Regions from separate parts of the Homo sapiens genome. Here regions 1, 3 and 4 are each linked to region 2. The links are chromatin contacts, found by Hi-C or POLR2A ChIA-PET in ENCODE. All regions are on one chromosome and are shown on one strand. Each heading gives the region's core, a stretch centred on a gene start or an enhancer-like site at or near the end of the contact. The rest is flanking DNA. Distances are from core to core; before and after follow the strand shown. Region 1 holds the start of NAPA (NSF attachment protein alpha). Region 2 holds the start of PPP1R15A (protein phosphatase 1 regulatory subunit 15A). Region 3 holds the start of NUP62 (nucleoporin 62). Region 4 overlaps EHD2 (EH domain containing 2).

Region 1 (4,243 bases), core at 1,484-3,983, 1.4 Mb after region 2:
TTTAAAGAAGATTTTTAGGATAGTTTTAGATTTGTAGAAAAACTGCAATGACAGCAAAAAAAAATTCCCACATACCCCAGTTTCCCCTATGATTAACATCTTATATTAGAATGGTACATTTATTACCACGTATGAACCAGTATGGCACAATATTATTAACTAAACTTCATAGTTTATTTAGATTTCCTTAGTGTTTTTGTTTGTTTTGAGATGGAGTCTCACTCTGTCACCCAGGCTGTAGCACAGTGGCACAATCTCGGCTCACCACAACCTCCACCTCCTGGGTTCAAGCAATTCTGCTTCAGCTTCCTGAGTAGCTGGGACTATAGGCGCCCTCCACCAGGCCCAGCTAATGTTTGTATTTTTAGTAGAGACAGTGTTTCTCCATGTTAGCCAGGCTGGTCTGGAACTCCTGACCTCAGGTGATCCACCCGCCTCAGCCTCTCAAAGTGGTGGGATTACAGGTATGAGCCACCGCACCCGGCCAATTTCCTTGGTTTTTTAACTCAATGCCCTTCTGTTCCAGGATCCCACCGAAGGTAAGACATTACATTTAGCAGTCACGTCTCCTTGGCTGTGATGGTTTCTCAGGCTTTCCTTGTTTTGATGACTTGACAGTGTTATTTGTTTGAGACGGAGTCTCCCTCTTGTCCCCCAGGCTGGAGTGCAGTGAGGCAATCTCCGCTCACTGCAACCTCCACCTCCAGGGTACAAGTGATCCTCCTGCCTCAGCCTCCCAAGTAGCTGTGATTACAGGCATGCACCACCTCACCGGGCTAAGTTTTTTGTATTTTCAGTAGCGACGGGGTTTCCCCATGTTGGACAGGCTGGTCTCAAACTCCTGGCCTCAAGTGATCCTCCTGCCTTGGCCTCCCAAAGTACCAGGACTACAGATGTGACACACTGCACCCACCAACAGTGTTGAGGAGTACTGGGCAAGTATTTTGGAGGATGTGGCTCAACTGGAATTTGTCTAGTGTTTTTTTCATGATTAGATTGAAAGATCCCAGAAGTAAAGAGCCATTTTAATCACATGACTTATCAATGTTGAGGTTAACCTCAATCACCTAGATGTCAATGTCAGGTTTCTCCACTGTAAATTTAGGCTTTTTCTCCCCTTTCTTGTACCCTCTTCTTTGAAAGGAAGTCACTATGCACAGTCCATACTTACAGAATGGGGAGGTATCCTTCACCTTCTTGAGAGCAGAGTATCTACGCAGATTATTTGGAATTCTTCTGCACAAACTATTTGTCTATTCTCCCCCCTTTATTTATTTGTTCTATATTCATCTATATGACCATAGGCTCATGGATACTTTATGTTTGGGATTATAATCCAATACTACTTTATTTTGATGCTCAAATTGTTCCAGCTTTGGCCATTGGGAGTTCTTTCAGTTGGCTCCTTTGGCATACCCCCTAATTTTGTGTGTGAGCACACGTGTGGAATACTTCCTTCCTTTCTGGCACTACAAAGTTATACTGAGGTGAGCTATGATTGTGCTGCTGCACTCCAGCCTGGGCGACAGACCGAGACCCTGTCTCCAAAACCAACAACCCAAAGAGTGAGACCCTGTCTCAGAAACCAGCAACTCAATTTTCTGGGACAGCAGGAGGTGTGTTTGAGCCTAAACTTTTTTTTTTAGAGACAGAGTCTTGCTATGTTGCCCAAGGCGGGACTTGAACTAGACTCAAACTCCTGGGCCCAAGCGATCCTCTCGCCTCCCGAGTAGCTGGGATTATAGGCACGAGACACCGCGCCCATCTTCGAATCTGAATTTTTTTTTAACACGCTCTCTTCAGCTATTTTTTTTTTTTTTCTGAGACTAAGTCTCACTCTGTCGCCCAGGCTGGAGTGCAGTGGCACGATCTCGGCCCGTTGCAACCTCCACCTCCCCGGTTCAAGCGATTCTCCTCTCTCAGCCTCCTCAGTAGCTGGGATTACAGGAGTGTGCCACCACACCCGGTTAATATTTGTATTTTAGTAGAGCGGGGTTTCGCCATGTTGGCCGGGCTGGTCTCAAACTCATGACCTCAAGTGATCCGCCCGCCTCGGCCTCCCAAAGTGCTGGGATTACAGGCGTAAGCCACCGTGCCCGGCCCTCTTCAGCTATTTTTTATGAAACCAGAGTTAGAGAACCTCTTAAGTTTTTGTTTGCAGTCTCTCTTCACCGGTCTCCCCAAAGCAGTTCTAGTACTGGCCGACAGAGGGAGCAAGAAAAAGCAGAACGGTTTCCTTTTCCCACAAACGCCTTTCCAAGTGAAGAAACCGGCGAGACCAGCCGCGGGGGCGGGACTAAGTTCTGCGCAGAACTGTCAAACCCGGGCGTGGGCCCCGAGCTGTCACGTGAGTGTCTGCGGTCAGCTGACTGTGCCAGAGTTCCGCGGGGAGGGCGAGTGGGGGACCCCCCGCCCCAGCGCGAGCCGAGGGCTCCTGCTGATTGGTGGAGGAGGATCCAGCAGCAACACCGTGGGGCGGGGCCTCGGCGGGGGGTACTGCCATTGCCTTCCACAGGGTCACGTGGGAGGTGAGGTACAGAGCGCTGGGGAGAGAGTGGAGCGCCGTTCGCCGGTATGTGCGCATGCGTTGAGGTCTCTTGACGCCGATTGGGGGGTCACGAGTCACGGGCGGCGTGCGGCGGCTGGTGGGGGCGTGTCCGGCGGAGCGGGCGCGGCGTTACGAGGCCGCTGGTTGGCCAGCGCTAGTCACGTGGTTCCTGGCCGCAAGCGACGCGCGCCGGTGCGACGTCAACGCAGCCGGGCGAGTTTTACCGATCTGTGTTCCGCGGCCCGGCCGCGGCTGAGTCTTCCCAGGGTCAGGGTCAGGCGCTTTGCTGAGTCCCTTTGTGGCCGCCATGGACAATTCCGGGAAGGAAGCGGAGGCGATGGCGCTGTTGGCCGAGGCGGAGCGCAAAGTGAAGAACTCGCAGTCCTTCTTCTCTGGCCTCTTTGGGTGAGAACCGGGCTGAGGGGTCGGCCGGGACCTAGGCTGAGAGGACGAAGGAGTCACGCTCGGAGGTGGCGGGTTAGGGCACGCAGAGCTCGGGCCGAGGGGACGGAGAGGAACCTGCAATAAGGTGACATGGCCTGAGGCGGCAGAGGGGACGCAGGCTGAGGGCCAAGAGCCTGGGCCGGGGCAACACGGTTTGAGGAGAGACGGTCTGACATGGCGGAAGGGATTTGGGCTGAGGACACACGGACCGAGGCGACACTATCTTGAGGCGAGGAAGGGGACCCAGGCCGAAGACAGGCCAGCGGGCGGGGGAGAACCTGGACCGAGGGAGTACGTCCTGAAGCCTTGGAGGGGACCGGCCTGGGGGGACGGAGGGAGTCCGGGAGAGAAGCCAGGTCCAGAGGCTTTTCGGAGCTCTAGGGGAGTCTGTTTGAAGGCTCTCAGGCGGCAGTGATGGGGCCTGGGGCTGAGGACGCCTGCCCGAGGGACTGACCTTTTCAACCCCTGGAGCAGTGGATTTGCGTGGGCCCTGGGCGGTGAGGGTGAAGGCTGAAGGGGGCTGACACCAGGCAGAGGGGCTCAGGGCTAGATGATCCTAGGAGCGGTGAGCCGCGTCTGAAGTGTGGGGGGTGCATGGGGTGAGTACGGCCCTGGTTAGCAGTGACTAGTTTAAGGACAGCTGAACGGAGGAACCCGGGATGATGGAGTCAAGACTGTGGAGGTCTCAGCACTTTGGGAGGCCGAGGTGGGCAGATTATCTGAGGCGGGGAGTTCGAGACCAGCCTGGACAACATGGTGAAACCCCGTCTCTACTAAAAATACAAAAGTTATCTGGGCCTGGTGGCGGGTACCTGTAATCCCAGCTACTCGGGAGGCTGGGGCAGGAGAATCACTTGAACCCGGAGGTAGAGGTTGCAGTGAGCCGAGATCGAGCCACTGCACTACAGCCTGGGGGACAGAGCGAGACTCTGTCTCAAAAAAAAAAAAAAAAAAAAAGAAAGAAAGAAAGAAAAAAGCCTGAGGAGGCCTGGGTTGAGGCTGGAGACTCCTGGGTGGGGGAATGCGTGGTGGTGGCTTGGCCAAGGAGATGGAGGGATAACAGGGAGAGACAGGGGGACTGAGAGAACCAAAACGGGGGATCAAATTCCTGCTGTGTGATCCTCGAGTAATAGGGATGACAGAGACATGCTGAGAAGAGGGATGGGAAAAGGCCTGGGAGACAGAACTAACACATATGACGTGGCATAAAACTCACGTTAGCTCCTAAAAGCTGACACGACCATCCTGTGA
Region 2 (3,878 bases), core at 16-2,515:
AGTGTCCTTATCAGAAGGCTGGGAGACAGGGGAGCACGCTGGCCATCTGCAAATTGACTTCCCTGCCCTCTAGGGACACTGGTTGCCTCTCGCTCACCATACATGCCATCATCATCATCCAAAAGTCCCCAGGCTTCAGGAAGGGAACTGCTGGTTTTCAGCCCCAGTGTTTCTCTGTCCTCTCCAGGGCCTCCACTGTCTTCAGCCTCCTCTTCAGGGCGTCTGCCCCAAGGGGTATGGGGGATTGCCAGAGGAGTCCTAGCTTCTCCCTCCAGGCCAGCTTCTACCAGAGCTGCTCCTTTTACTGCTTCCACCAGCCAGGGCTCTAGAGGTCCCAGGCCCCTCAGGCGGCTCCAGGCGCGGCTGAGGAGGCCCATCACTGGGGACAGGAGGAAGAAAGGGTGGGCATCCCTCCACGGGGTAGCCTGATGGGGTGCTTGGCCTGGGGCCATGTGTCTGGGCTGGAAAAGGGGGAGAAAAAAATAAAGTTTAGGGGCCATTTAGAGGATGGCATCCGGGCGTGACTATGAGTCATAGCAACGGAAATAGTAACACAACTATTGTAAATAGCAACGCGAGAGTCCCAAATTCCTTTCTGATCTCGGCCACGCCCATCTCTGTCCCTTGGCTCTGTTCTTATCTCTCAATAGCCAGGAGTCTGAGCCCCTAGTTCTGCCTTAGATCCAAGGGTCCAAGCCCCCAGCCCTCTCTTTCTTCAGACGCAGAACTCCCAGTCCCAAGAACCAAGAACAAAAGTCTTTACTTGCTTCCCTTGGCGACAAAGTCATAGTCCCTAGCTCTCTCATTCTGCTGAAGATTGACAAATCAAACCCTCACACCCTCCTCCCTCGCAGACTGAAACATTCTGACCCGACCCCCTACTTGGCAGATGATTCCTTCACGGGGGACCCAAGAATCTGGCTTCCAGATCCCTCCTCCCTCAGGCTCAGGACTCCAGGCTCCCAACCCCTTCTCCTTTCTAAATCCGGGCCCCCAGCCCCGTGGGGACCCAGGCGTTCCGACCCCTTACTCACCGGCTGGGAGCTGCGCGTCACCCCGGGGGCAGGAGCGCCGGTTCGGTCTGCCAGAAGCGATCACAGGTCCGGACGGTTAGGGAGGCCAGCGCGTTCATCTCACCCTCAGGCGTCGGGCTCCGAGTAACTCAGAGTATCTCCGGCTGCCTCAAGTGCCGTGGCGACAAGCGGGCGCGGGGTCGTGCAGCGTCTTGCATAAGATCAACAACTGGGATGGGAACCGATAAGAGCAACGAACACAATGGCCACTAGGCTTTTATAGCCTACCGCGCCCGGCGTGCTGACGTCACGAAGAGAGGCGGGGTTTCGAGACCGCAACCCGAAGGGTGGGAAGTGGAAGTAAGACAGGACTTCTCGCGGAGATTCCAGCTTTTGCAACGTCACGGCGGAGTTTCCGAGCGTGACCACGCCCCTCCAACAAACGAACTGTCAATCAAATGCGTGGCCCTGCTTCAACAGCGAGCCAGTTCTCTCTCAGCTCAGGGTCAATGCCTTCCCACCCCAATTTATTTATTTATTTAGTTAGTTATTTTGAGGCGGAGTTTTGCTCTTGTTGCTCAGGCTGGAATGCAAAGGGGCGATCTCGGCTCACCGCAACCTCCGCCTTCGGGGTTCAAGCGATTCTCCTGCCTCAGCATCCCGAGTATCTGGGATTGCAGGCATGTGCCGCCACGCCCGGCTAATTTTGTATTTGTTTAGTAGAGACGTAGTTTCTCCATGTTGGTCAGGCTGGTCTGGAACTCCCGACGTCAGGGGATCCTCCCGCCTTGGCCTCCCAAAGTGCTGGGATTGCAGGCATGTGCCGCCACGCCCGGCTAATTTTGTATTTGTTTAGTAGAGACGTAGTTTCTCCATGTTGGTCAGGCTGGTCTGGAACTCCCGACGTCAGGGGATCCTCCCGCCTTGGCCTCCCAAAGTGCTGGGATTACAGGCGTGAGTCACCGCGCCCGGCCTATTTATTTATTTATTTATTCATTATTTATTTTTCTGAGACGGGATTTCACCATGTTTGCTAGGCTGGTCTCGAACTCCTGACCTCAGGTGTTCTGCCTGCCTTGGCCTCCCAAAGTGCTGGGATTGCAGGCGTGAGCCACCACTCCAGGCCTATTTATTTATTTGTTATTTTTTATTTTTTTATTTTTTTTTGAGATGGAGTCTCGCTCTGTCACCGAGGCTGGAGTGCAATGGCGTGATCTCGGCTCACTGCAACCTCCATCTTCCGGGTTCAAGCGATTCTCCCTCTTCAGCCTCCGAGTAGCTGGGATTACAGGCACGCACTACCACACTCAGCTAATTTTTTGTATTTTTAGTAGAGACAGTGTTTCGCCATGTTGCCCAGGCTGTTCTCGAACTCCTGAGCTCAGGCAGTCTGCCTGCCTCGGCTTCCCAAAGTGTTAGGATTATAGGCGTGAGCTACTGCACCCAGCCTATTTATTTTTTGAGTAGGCGTCTCACTCTGTCGCCCAGGCTGGAGTTCAGTGGCGCCATCTCGGTTCACTGCAACCTCCACCTCCTGGGTTCCAGCGATTCTCCTGCCTGAGCCTCTGGAGTAGCTGGGATTACAGGCATGTGCCACAATGCCTGGGTAATTTTTGTATTTTTAGTAGAGACAGTGTTTCGCCATGTTGACCAGGCAGGTCTTTTTTTTTTTTTTTTTTTTTGAGACGGAGTCTTGCTCTGTCGCCCAGGCTGGAGTGCAGTGGCACGATCTTGGCTCACTGCAAGCTCCTCCTCCCTGGTTCTCGCCATTCTCCTGCCTCAGCCTCCCTAGTAGCTGGGACTACAGGTGCCCACCACCACGCCCGGCTAATTTTTTTTGTATTCTTAGTAGAGACGGGGTTTTTCACCGTGTTAACCAGGATGGTCTCGATCTCCTGACCTTGTGATCCACCCGCCTCGGCCTCCCAAAGTGCTGGGATTACAGGTGTGAGCCACCGCACCCGGCCGACCAGGCTGGTCTTGAACTCCTGACCTCAGGTGATCTGCCCGCCTTGGCTTCCCAAAGTGCTGGAATTACAGTTGTGATCCACTGTGCCTGGCCTCCTACCCCAATTTAGCCCACAGGCCCCAGCCTAGAGTCTCCCATTTTCTTTTTTTTTTCTTTTCTTTCTTTTTTCTTTTTCTTTCTTTTTTTTTTTTTTTTTTTGAGACGGTGTCTCACTCTGTCACCCAGGCTGGAGTGCAATGGCATGATCTTGGCTCACTGCAACCTCCGCCTCCCGGGTTCAAGCAATTCTCCTGCCTCAGCCTCCTGAGTAGTTGGGAGTACAGGAGCTTGCCACCACGCCTGGCTAGAGTCTCCTATTTTCACATGTGGTTGGTTTCCTCCCCGAGTGCGAGGGTGTCATTGTTCCCATTTCACAGATGGGGAAACAGGCTTGGAAATGAAGCCACTTGACCAAGATAGTCACAGCAGGGTCCAGATTCCTTGCAAATGAGAATGAGGATGTAAGCACTATGAGATCAGGCACTTTGCTGGGCTCAATGCTTTTCAAAAAAAAGTAATTAGGCTGAGCGCGGTGGCTCACGCCTGTAATCCTAGCACTTTGGGACGCTGAGGCAGGTGGATCATGAGGTCAGGAGATCAAGACCATCCTGGCTAACACGGTGAAACCCCGCCTCCACTAAAAATACAAAATAAATTAGCCGGGCGTGGTGGTGGGCACCTGTAGTCCCAGCTACTCGGGAGGCTGAGGCAGGAGAATGGCGTGAACCTGGGAGGCAGAGCTTGCAGTGAGCTGAGATCGTGCCACTGTACTCCAGCCTGGGCGACAGAGCGAGACTCCGTCTCAAAAAAATAATAATAATAATTAATTTAGGCCGGGTGCAGTGGCATGTGCCTGT
Region 3 (4,118 bases), core at 1,619-4,118, 1.1 Mb before region 2:
TGCGTAGTTGGGTGCTGACTCACGTCTCATTCAGGTGCATCTGTCCCATTCATTCAGTAAAACAACTAACCACTGAATCATCAAACCAGTCAATAAACCAACAAACCAGTGAAGAAACCAATAAACCAGTCAACGAACCAACCAACAATCAACCATCTAACCACCCAGTCAACCAACCAACCAACCAACCAACCAATGAACTAGTCGACCAATCAATCAGGGAATCGGTCAACCAACCAAATAAATCAGTCAACCAACCAATCAACCCATTAATCAACCAATGAACCAGTTAACCAAAACCCAACAAATTAGCCAATGAAAGAATCAGTCTTAACCCATAAGAGGGTCCAGGAGAAAAAAAAAATTAAAAAAGAAAAAAAGAACCAGCCAACCAACCAATGACTCAAGCAACAGTCAACCAAGCATTTCTTCAACCATTCCAACATCTCCTTTACCGAGTACTCTGTATCTGTGGTGTCTCTATTCTCTCTTTTTAAAAGGCAAACTAGATCACATTACACACACAGATACACACGCACATATGCCTTGTTTCATCTTTACTCATTAATTATTGAAAACCCACTATGTGCCAAGCATTTGGGATACAGTAATGAATGAAATGATTCCTGCCTCCTGAGGGCTTCTGCATATACAGTTCCCTCCAACTAAAATGCTCTTCCCTTGGGTGTTTTCCTCATTCCTTCCCTACTTTTTTTTTATTTTAAGGGATAGGGTTTCACTCTGTTGCCCAGGCTGCAGTGCAGTGGCATCATCTTGGCTCACTGCAGCCTAGACCTCCCAGGCTCAAGCGATCCTCCCACCTCAGCCTCCCAAGTAGCTGTGACTACAAGCGTGAGCCACCATGCCTGGCTAATTTTTTTTTTCCTATAGATATGAGGTCTCGCTATGTTGCCCACGTCCTGAACTCCTGGACTAAAGCAATTCTCCCCGCTTGGCCTCCCAAAGTGCTGGGATTACAGGCCATCATGCCTGGCTTCCTTCCCATCATTTATGCCTCAGTCAACATGTTACCTACTTGGAGAAGGTTTTCTGGCTACCCATTCTATATTAGGTCCCCTTTGTCATTTTGTAGCTCAGCTGCTAGGTGTTTTTGACTTATTCCAATACACTCTCATTTAATTTATCTCTGGTCTACTCCCCACAGTGTGAGCTGCTGGAAGGCACAGACCATGTTCTTCTTGTTCCCAGCCGTATCCTCAGCACCTAAAACAGTGCCTGGCACATTGTAGGCACTCAATATTTATTGAATACATGGATGAGTTCTTCCTCCCCCATCTTCCCCTGCCCTCCACTCCCCAGCTCCACCTTCCACCTGCCCTTACCTGCCAGGGGCTCTCCCCCCACTGGAAGCCCGCCCTCCAGGGCTCCCCCAAGGACCTCATAGGGAGCCAGGGGGGCAGGGGCCGGGGGGAGTTTCCCATAGTCTACGAGCCATCCCAGCCCACTAGCTGGGAGCAGGGCCCTGTCCAGCTCCAGCCCCAGGGTCGCCAGGAGTGACATGGCTGTAGCACAGGTGCTGGGCACTGATGGCAACAGGAGAGGCTGCACCAGCAGCTGGCACGAGGCTCTGGAGGATGCTCAGGTGGGCGAAGACAGGCACCAAGGCGAAAGTGGAAGACCTACACGCGTGAGACAAGAGTGGGTGTGGTCAGGACAGCGTCATCCACCGGCCAAAATCAAGGGGAAGCCAAGCCACACCCCCAGGCACGTCCATGAGGCTCCTCCCTCCCCCTTCCAACCACCGTTTAGAACACTAAGCCTCAGCCTCTCCGAATTCTAAATTTGCCCTTTCTTTACCCAAATCTCTGAGCCCCACCCACTCCCAAGGGAATTTCTTTAGGTCCTAAAGTAGGACCGATGCCCCACCCCTTCCCCCAATACAGAAAAAAAAAACCTAAAGGTCTCCCAGGGGAATTACCTTAGGCCCCTCCCATCCACCTCAGAATATTTCGCCTCAAGGAAAAACTCAATCCCAGGGACATTTTCTTCCAGCCACGCCCCTTCCTCTAAAATATTTCCTTTTGGCCCCACTGCCTTCCTAGCTTCCATCCCAAACCAGTTCCCAGGGGAACTGCCCCAGGCCGCAGCCCTTCAGCAATGTTATCCACTCAAATCCCACTCCTCGCTCTGCCGCTGCCCCTCCAAGCCCCGCCCCTCATTGTTTATTTAGCTCCGCCCCTCCCCCGATTCCCCAGAGGCCCCGCCTCTTTGTCACATCGAAACCCCACCCCTCAACTAACGGTTGGTTTAGCCCCGCCCCTTCTCACAATGTGCTTCCGAAATCCCACCCATCGTGACGACAGTGGTTCTATCCCCACCCACTTAGAGGGTTGCCTCTGGGTCCCGCCTTCTGCCCTGTCAATCTAAGCCAGTCCCCGCCTCAGCAGGTGCCTGGTTTAAAAGGAAGGAAGCTGGGCTGTGAGCCAGAGCAACGTGGGGCAGGGAGGGTGGAGGAGGGTAGAGGGGGCACGCGGAGAACGGCTACCCGAACGCCACCCGTCCACACGCGGCTCTGCGCCGAGGGCCAAGGCGCATGCTACGTCGCCCGAGCGGTCCAATTGCCTTTACACCTCCGCCCTCTTGGGGATCAATGCGCATGTGCGGCCATTCAGGGTCCGCAGCTCTTTCACTACGGGGCACTGGTGGGCTACTGCGCAGGAACAACCAAGCACGAAGAATCGTTTAGAAAAAAAAAAAACACACCCTCCCCTGGAGTGCTCAGGCCCAGCTGCACGCGGGCTGACAAACATCGAGTCTAGAACTCTCCCACCCGGCCCCGGGCCCAGTGCGCATGCGCAGCCGCGCGCCTTCGGCCCACCGTACTACTTCTGCGCCTGCGCGACCGTGATTCCCCGCTCGCGACTCCCCACCCCCCAGGGCTCCCTAAAGAGGGCCACGAGCTGCGAAAGGGCGGGAAAGGCAGTTGGAGAAGAGGTAAGCGGTTACTCACTCCATGGCTGCAGCAAGGAGAGGCGGCGGCGGCCTCGGCTGAAGAAAGAAGGTGGGAGCGGAGAGCGCAGGCGTGGTGAGCGCGGAGACGGGCCGGGGGCACAAAGGGGTCGAGGCTACAGAGCCATGGCCGGGGCTACGCAGGCAGAGGCGGCGACACTGTAGTGAGAAGAGACTGTGATCCGAGGACAGGGAATGAGGCGGCCCCGGGGACTGGGGACAGATATATACTGGGTGGCGGAGCACGGCCCTCCCGGATCCTTCCGCGCCCCGCCCTCGCGCGGCCCCAACCGGGAGGCAGCCGGGTCCCCTCCTCCTGGGGATCAGGGGATCCGAGCCTTTCCTTCCCACTCCTAGGGTCCGGGACCCTCCTCCCTCTCAGCTGGGGATCCGACCTCTTCCCTCTGAGCCGGGGATCCAGCCCTCTCCTTGTGGCTCCGGGGTCTGGTTTCCTCCTCCTGACTCTAAGCTCTGGTTTCTTTCTCTTTCTGCCTCTGAGGTCTGGGCCTGCTTCCTCCTGTGATTTTGAGGATCCAGCCTCATTCTCTTCCCGCAGACCTGCACCAGTTCATTTCTCTTTCCCTTTCCTTGCTTGCAGAATTTCCTGCCAGTCACTTTTCACTTCTTCATCCCCCAGCTGCTGACTCTGAGAAACCCTCGTGGGTTAGAGTCCAGCATGAGTCACAGCACTCTCCCAAATACAGACCTGCCAGGATGGCCTCGGGCAAATAACTTAAGTTCTCTTACTTCATTTCCCTATCTGTAAAATAAGAAAAATCAACTCGCCTGGTGGGTTTATGAGACTCAAATAAGACGATGTCTGGCAAGCCTTATGCACAGAGCTCAACTCATACATTCCTGTTCAACTGTTTTTTTTTTTTGAGACGGAGTCTCTCCGTCTCTGTCGCCCAGGCTGGAGTGCAGTGGCGCGATCTCGGCTCACTGCAAACTCCGCCTCCCAGGTTCACGCCATTCTCCTGCCTCAGCCTCCCGAGTAGCTGGGACTACAGGCGCCCGCCACCACGCCCGGCTAATTTTTTGTATTTTTAGTAGAGACGGGGTTTCACTGTGTTAGCCAGGATGGTCTCAATTTCCTGGCCTCGTGATCCGCCCGCCTCGGCCTCCCAAAGTGCTGGGATTACAGGCGT
Region 4 (4,039 bases), core at 1,491-3,990, 1.2 Mb after region 2:
CTTCTGCCTCAGCCTCCCGAGTAGGTGGGATTACAGGCAAGCACCACCACACCCAGCTAATTTTTGTATTTTTAGTATAGACAGGGTTTCACCATGTTGCCCAGGCTGGTCTCGAACTCCTGACCTCAGGTAATCTGCCCACCTTGGCCTCTCAAACTGCTGGGATTACAGGCGTGAACCACTGCGCCCAGCCCATTATTCCCATTTTGCAGGTAAGAAAACTGAGGCAAAGAGAGGTTAAGTGGCTTGCCTAAGGTCCCACAGTTTAAAAGCAGCAGAAAATAGGCTGGGCGGTGGCTCATGCCTGTAATCCCAACACTTTGGGAGGCCGAGGTGGGTGGATCACGAGGTCAGGAGTTCAAGACCTGCCTGGCTAAGACGGCGAAACCCCGTCTCTACTAAAAATACAAAAAAATTAGCCGGGCATGGTGGCAGGCGCCTGTAATCCCAGCTACTCCGGAGGCTGAGGCAGAGAATTGCTTGAACCCAGGAGGCGGAGGTTGCAGCGAGCCGAGGTCGCACCACTGCACTCCAGCCTGGAAGACAGAGTAAGACTCCATCTCAAAAAAAAAAAAGTAGCATAACATAAATAAATAAAAGTAGCAGAGCCCAGATTTGAGGGCTTTACTATGCTACAATCACACATGCGTGTGTTCACACATCTTACATGCAGAGGCAGCCACACACATGAGCTCGCATACACACACACACACACACACACACACACACACCCCCAGTAGCACATCCAGACACAAACATAGCCAATTACTACAAGATGCAGGCTCCCAGACATACCCGTGTTCACAATCTGGGACCTACACAGATGTTTGTGGTCACACAATCACAAAGATAATGTGAGATGCACACACGGCATAGACACAGAGACCTGCACGAACACACAGGTACAGAGGCACACATGCATGCACACCCACACAGACACAGTCGCACACACATAACCTCCCATGCCCTCCCAAATCCAAAGGCACACACACAGACGTAATCACACACAGTTACACAAAAGATGCACTCCTGCACACACACACATTCTCACATACACAACACCACACAGAAGCACACAACTGTATCCGGAGATACAATCACAGGTAGTCACACACAGTCCCACAAAATCCCCGCAGCCCTGACCGCCCCATGCAGCCACACAAAGTCACACACAGCCCACAGCCCAGATACACATATATGCCTAGACCATCTCACACACAGGCACACAATGTCAGACTCACACCTACAATGATACACACTAAATCCACATAGACACATAGACAAAAGTTGCCCTTTATGTCTGTCTCTCTCACACACACACGTCACAATATAACAGTATATAGGGACAGAATCAGTTGCACACTATCCCACAAAGTCTCTCATAGCCCTACACAGCCCTTCAGAGTCACACAAAGTCATCCAGCAGGCCGGGCATGGTGGCTCACACCTGTAATCCCAGCACTTTGGGAGGCCAAGGCAGGAGGATCACCTGAGGTCAGGAGTTCGAGACCAGCCTGGCCAACATGGTGAAATCCCGTCTCTACTAAAAAAAAATACAAAAATTAGCCGGACATGGGTGCGGCGGGCGCCTGTAGTCCTGGCTACTCAGGAGGCTGAGGCAGCAGAGCCACTTGAACTCGGGAGGCAAAGGTTGCAGTGAGCCGAGATCGCGCCACTCCACTCCAGCCTGGGCGACAGAGTGAGACTCTGTCTCAAAAACAAACAAAACAAAGTCTTCCAGCCACAATTATAGGCACATGCGCACACACACACACACACACAGAGGCATGTACACAATTCAAAGTCATACAACCTCAGAGCCATGGCCACAATGAGGCACGTCCACTGCTATACACAAATGCGTGGAACCACCACACCCAGGAGTACACTCATAATGACACACTTTCCCAAGATATACACAAAGTCACACACACACACACACACACACATATACACACCAACAGCTGGACACTCTCTCCTCCTCTTCCTCTATCCTCAAGGCCAGGGAGGGAGACCCCGTTCCCCACTCCCCCACCACCCATGGCCTTTGAACCCCCCTGCCGGCACCCCTGCCCTGGCTGAGAGAGCCTCTCCCTCCCGCTGTCCCAGGTCCAGGCCCTGGGGTGGGAGCCCCAGGAATTCCTCCCCCTCAGCTGGCAGCGTGTCCTCCCAATCGTTTCTGCAGCTGCCTCCTGCCTTTCTCCCGTGGGGCCTCTGGACGGCAGCCAGAGACATGGTCACCCCCAGCGTCCCCACCCCACCCCAGGCCCAGCCTTCTCGCCAGGGCCTCCCATCCTCTCTGCCCCACATAGCAGCCTCCTTTGCCCCAGTTCTGGGCCTCCAAGGCCATGGGGGGTGGGGGACACAGATCTGTGGGGCTGGGGGACCACAGATGCTGAGCTGGGCTGGGCAGGGGTGGTGAGGGCTCAGCACGCCCGGAGGCCCCGGCTGGAATCCACCCCCCGCCACTCTCCTTGCACAGCTGTTTATAAATTCCAGGCCTGGCCTTGGCCCCCACCCAGATTCCCTTCCCATCCCCTTCTCGGCCCCATCTGTGGCCCAGACGCAGAGCCAGGAGCTCGCAGGGCCCAGCCTCCCCTGCCCGGGCTCTGCCTCCCCTGCCCAGGCTCTGCCTCATCTCCAGGCCTTGTGTCTCCCTGCGTCGCTGTCTCACTGCCTCGGAATCCCTGTCCCTCTTCATCTCTCCCTTCCCATCCTTCCTGCCTGCCCAGACGTGCGGCTCCTGCCCGCTCCCACCACGTGGTCACCCACACACCTCCCCCACCCATCAATGCGAGCCAGCATGGAGCAGTCACAGCTTCCACTAGCTCCCTGCGGCTGCCCCGCCAGCCAGGGCCAGAGGACACAGGCCCAAGTCCCAGCGGAGACACCGCCCCTCCTCCTCTAGACCCAGGAGTCCAGACCCCAGGCCCTCCTACCTCAGACCCAGGAGTCCAGGCCCAGCCCCTCTCCCTCAGACCCAGGAGTCCAGGCCCCAGCTCCTCCTCCCTCAGACCCAGGAGTCCAGACCCCAGTCCCTCCTCCCTCAGACCCAGGAGTCCAGGCCCCCAGCCCCTCCTCCCTCAGACCCAGGAGTCTGGGCCCAGCCCCTCCTCCCTCAGATCCAGGAGTCCAGACCCCAGCCCCTCCTCCCTCAGACCCAGGAGTCCAGACCCCAGCCCCTCCTCCCTCAGACCCAGGAGTCCGGGCCCAGTCCCTCCTCCCTCAGACCCAGGAGTCCAGGCCCCAGCCCCTCCTCCCTCAGACCCCAGGGTCTGGCCCCACTCACCGCGGCTCACTCTCTGCTTGGCACCCGACAGGATACCCGGGGTGTCGATGATGCTGATGCTCTCCAGGACCTGATTAGGGAGCTGGGCACACATGAACCTGGGGGCAGAGGGAGGGTCAGGGGTCAACAGGGAAGGACAGAAGGAGGGAAAACACGAAGAAAACATGAAGAGGGACTCGGGACCGCATGGCAAAGCATCCTTTATGGGCGAAGAAAGACACCGGACAGAAAAAGGGCAACCAGGACCATCTCAGAGTTATAACCAGCCACAGCTCATGTTCAGTGAGCACTTAATTTGTGCCAGGTACTGTTCTTTTTTTTTTTTTTTTTTTTGAGACAGAGTTTTGCTGTTGTCGCCCAGGCTGGAGTGCAATGGCACTATCTCAGCTCACTGCAACCTCCGCCTCCCGAGTTCAAGTGATTCTCCTGCCTAAGCCTCCCGAGTAGCTGGGATTACAGGTGGGCACCACCTCACCCAGCTAATTTTTGTATTTTTAGTAGAGACGGGGTTTCACCATGTTGGCCAGGCTGGTCTCAAACTTCTGGCCTCAAGTGATCTGCCCGCCTCAGCCTCCCAAAGTGCTGGGATTACAGGCGTGAGACACTGCGCCCGGCCACCAGGTGCTATTCCAAGTCCTCACAGCAACCATGGCATAGAGACCATGGTGATCCTGATCCCTTTTTTTTTTTTTTTTTTTTTAGACAGAGTCTCGCTCTGTTGCCCAGGCTGGAATGCAGTGGCACGGTCTC

What was found. Hi-C counts contacts between places; a loop is a spot of excess contacts on that map. ChIA-PET counts read pairs that join two places held with the same protein, here RNA polymerase II (POLR2A). Pooled maps may share reads with other maps.
Region 1: a pooled map shows a loop between it and region 2 (20-fold over the local background). The contact joins the promoter of NAPA here to the promoter of PPP1R15A in region 2. A Hi-C loop is called at or near these places in 3 of 37 single-sample maps with no recorded cell type and 7 of 50 pooled maps.
Region 3: a pooled map shows a loop between it and region 2 (11-fold over the local background). The contact joins the promoter of NUP62 here to the promoter of PPP1R15A in region 2. A Hi-C loop is called at or near these places in 2 of 50 pooled maps. POLR2A ChIA-PET finds 5 or more read pairs at or near these places in 2 of 52 experiments (HEK293 and activated B cell).
Region 4: a loop to region 2 is called in a map of sciatic nerve, with 26 times the contacts of the local background. The contact joins the enhancer-like site here to the promoter of PPP1R15A in region 2. A Hi-C loop is called at or near these places in 1 of 168 maps with a recorded cell type or tissue (sciatic nerve). POLR2A ChIA-PET finds 5 or more read pairs at or near these places in 1 of 52 experiments (activated CD8-positive, alpha-beta memory T cell).

The regions. Positions count from the first base shown.
Region 1 is chr19:47,513,553-47,517,795 of GRCh38, reverse strand. It overlaps NAPA (NSF attachment protein alpha), which reads left to right and starts at 2,733. Exons shown (of 11, transcript NM_003827.4): 1 at 2,733-2,953. The coding sequence starts at 2,856. RefSeq lists an enhancer at 2,085-2,354 and a silencer at 2,445-2,784.
Region 2 is chr19:48,869,808-48,873,685 of GRCh38, reverse strand. It overlaps PPP1R15A (protein phosphatase 1 regulatory subunit 15A), which reads right to left and starts at 1,265. Exons shown (of 3, transcript NM_014330.5): 1 at 1,035-1,265; 2 at 1-461. The coding sequence starts at 452. RefSeq lists enhancers at 1-27, 1-482, 408-497, 1,158-1,267, 1,378-1,437 and 2 more and cis regulatory regions at 1-198, 358-858, 1,045-1,618.
Region 3 is chr19:49,928,254-49,932,371 of GRCh38, reverse strand. It overlaps NUP62 (nucleoporin 62), which reads left to right and starts at 2,868. Exons shown (of 3, transcript NM_016553.5): 1 at 2,868-3,046. ATF5 (activating transcription factor 5) reads right to left here and starts at 3,167. Exons shown (of 3, transcript NM_001193646.2): 1 at 2,972-3,167; 2 at 1,344-1,640. The coding sequence starts at 1,521. It also overlaps a transcript of IL4I1 not described here. RefSeq lists silencers at 2,378-2,427, 3,278-3,337.
Region 4 is chr19:47,717,857-47,721,895 of GRCh38, reverse strand. It overlaps EHD2 (EH domain containing 2), which reads right to left. Exons shown (of 6, transcript NM_014601.4): 3 at 3,290-3,387. Among named protein-coding and RNA genes, the nearest start is that of EHD2, 6.5 kb to the right of the region's middle. Within about 2 kb of position 2,740, at least 28 of the 41 ENCODE cell types and tissues checked have a DNase peak (open chromatin) inside an H3K27ac peak, as active enhancers do.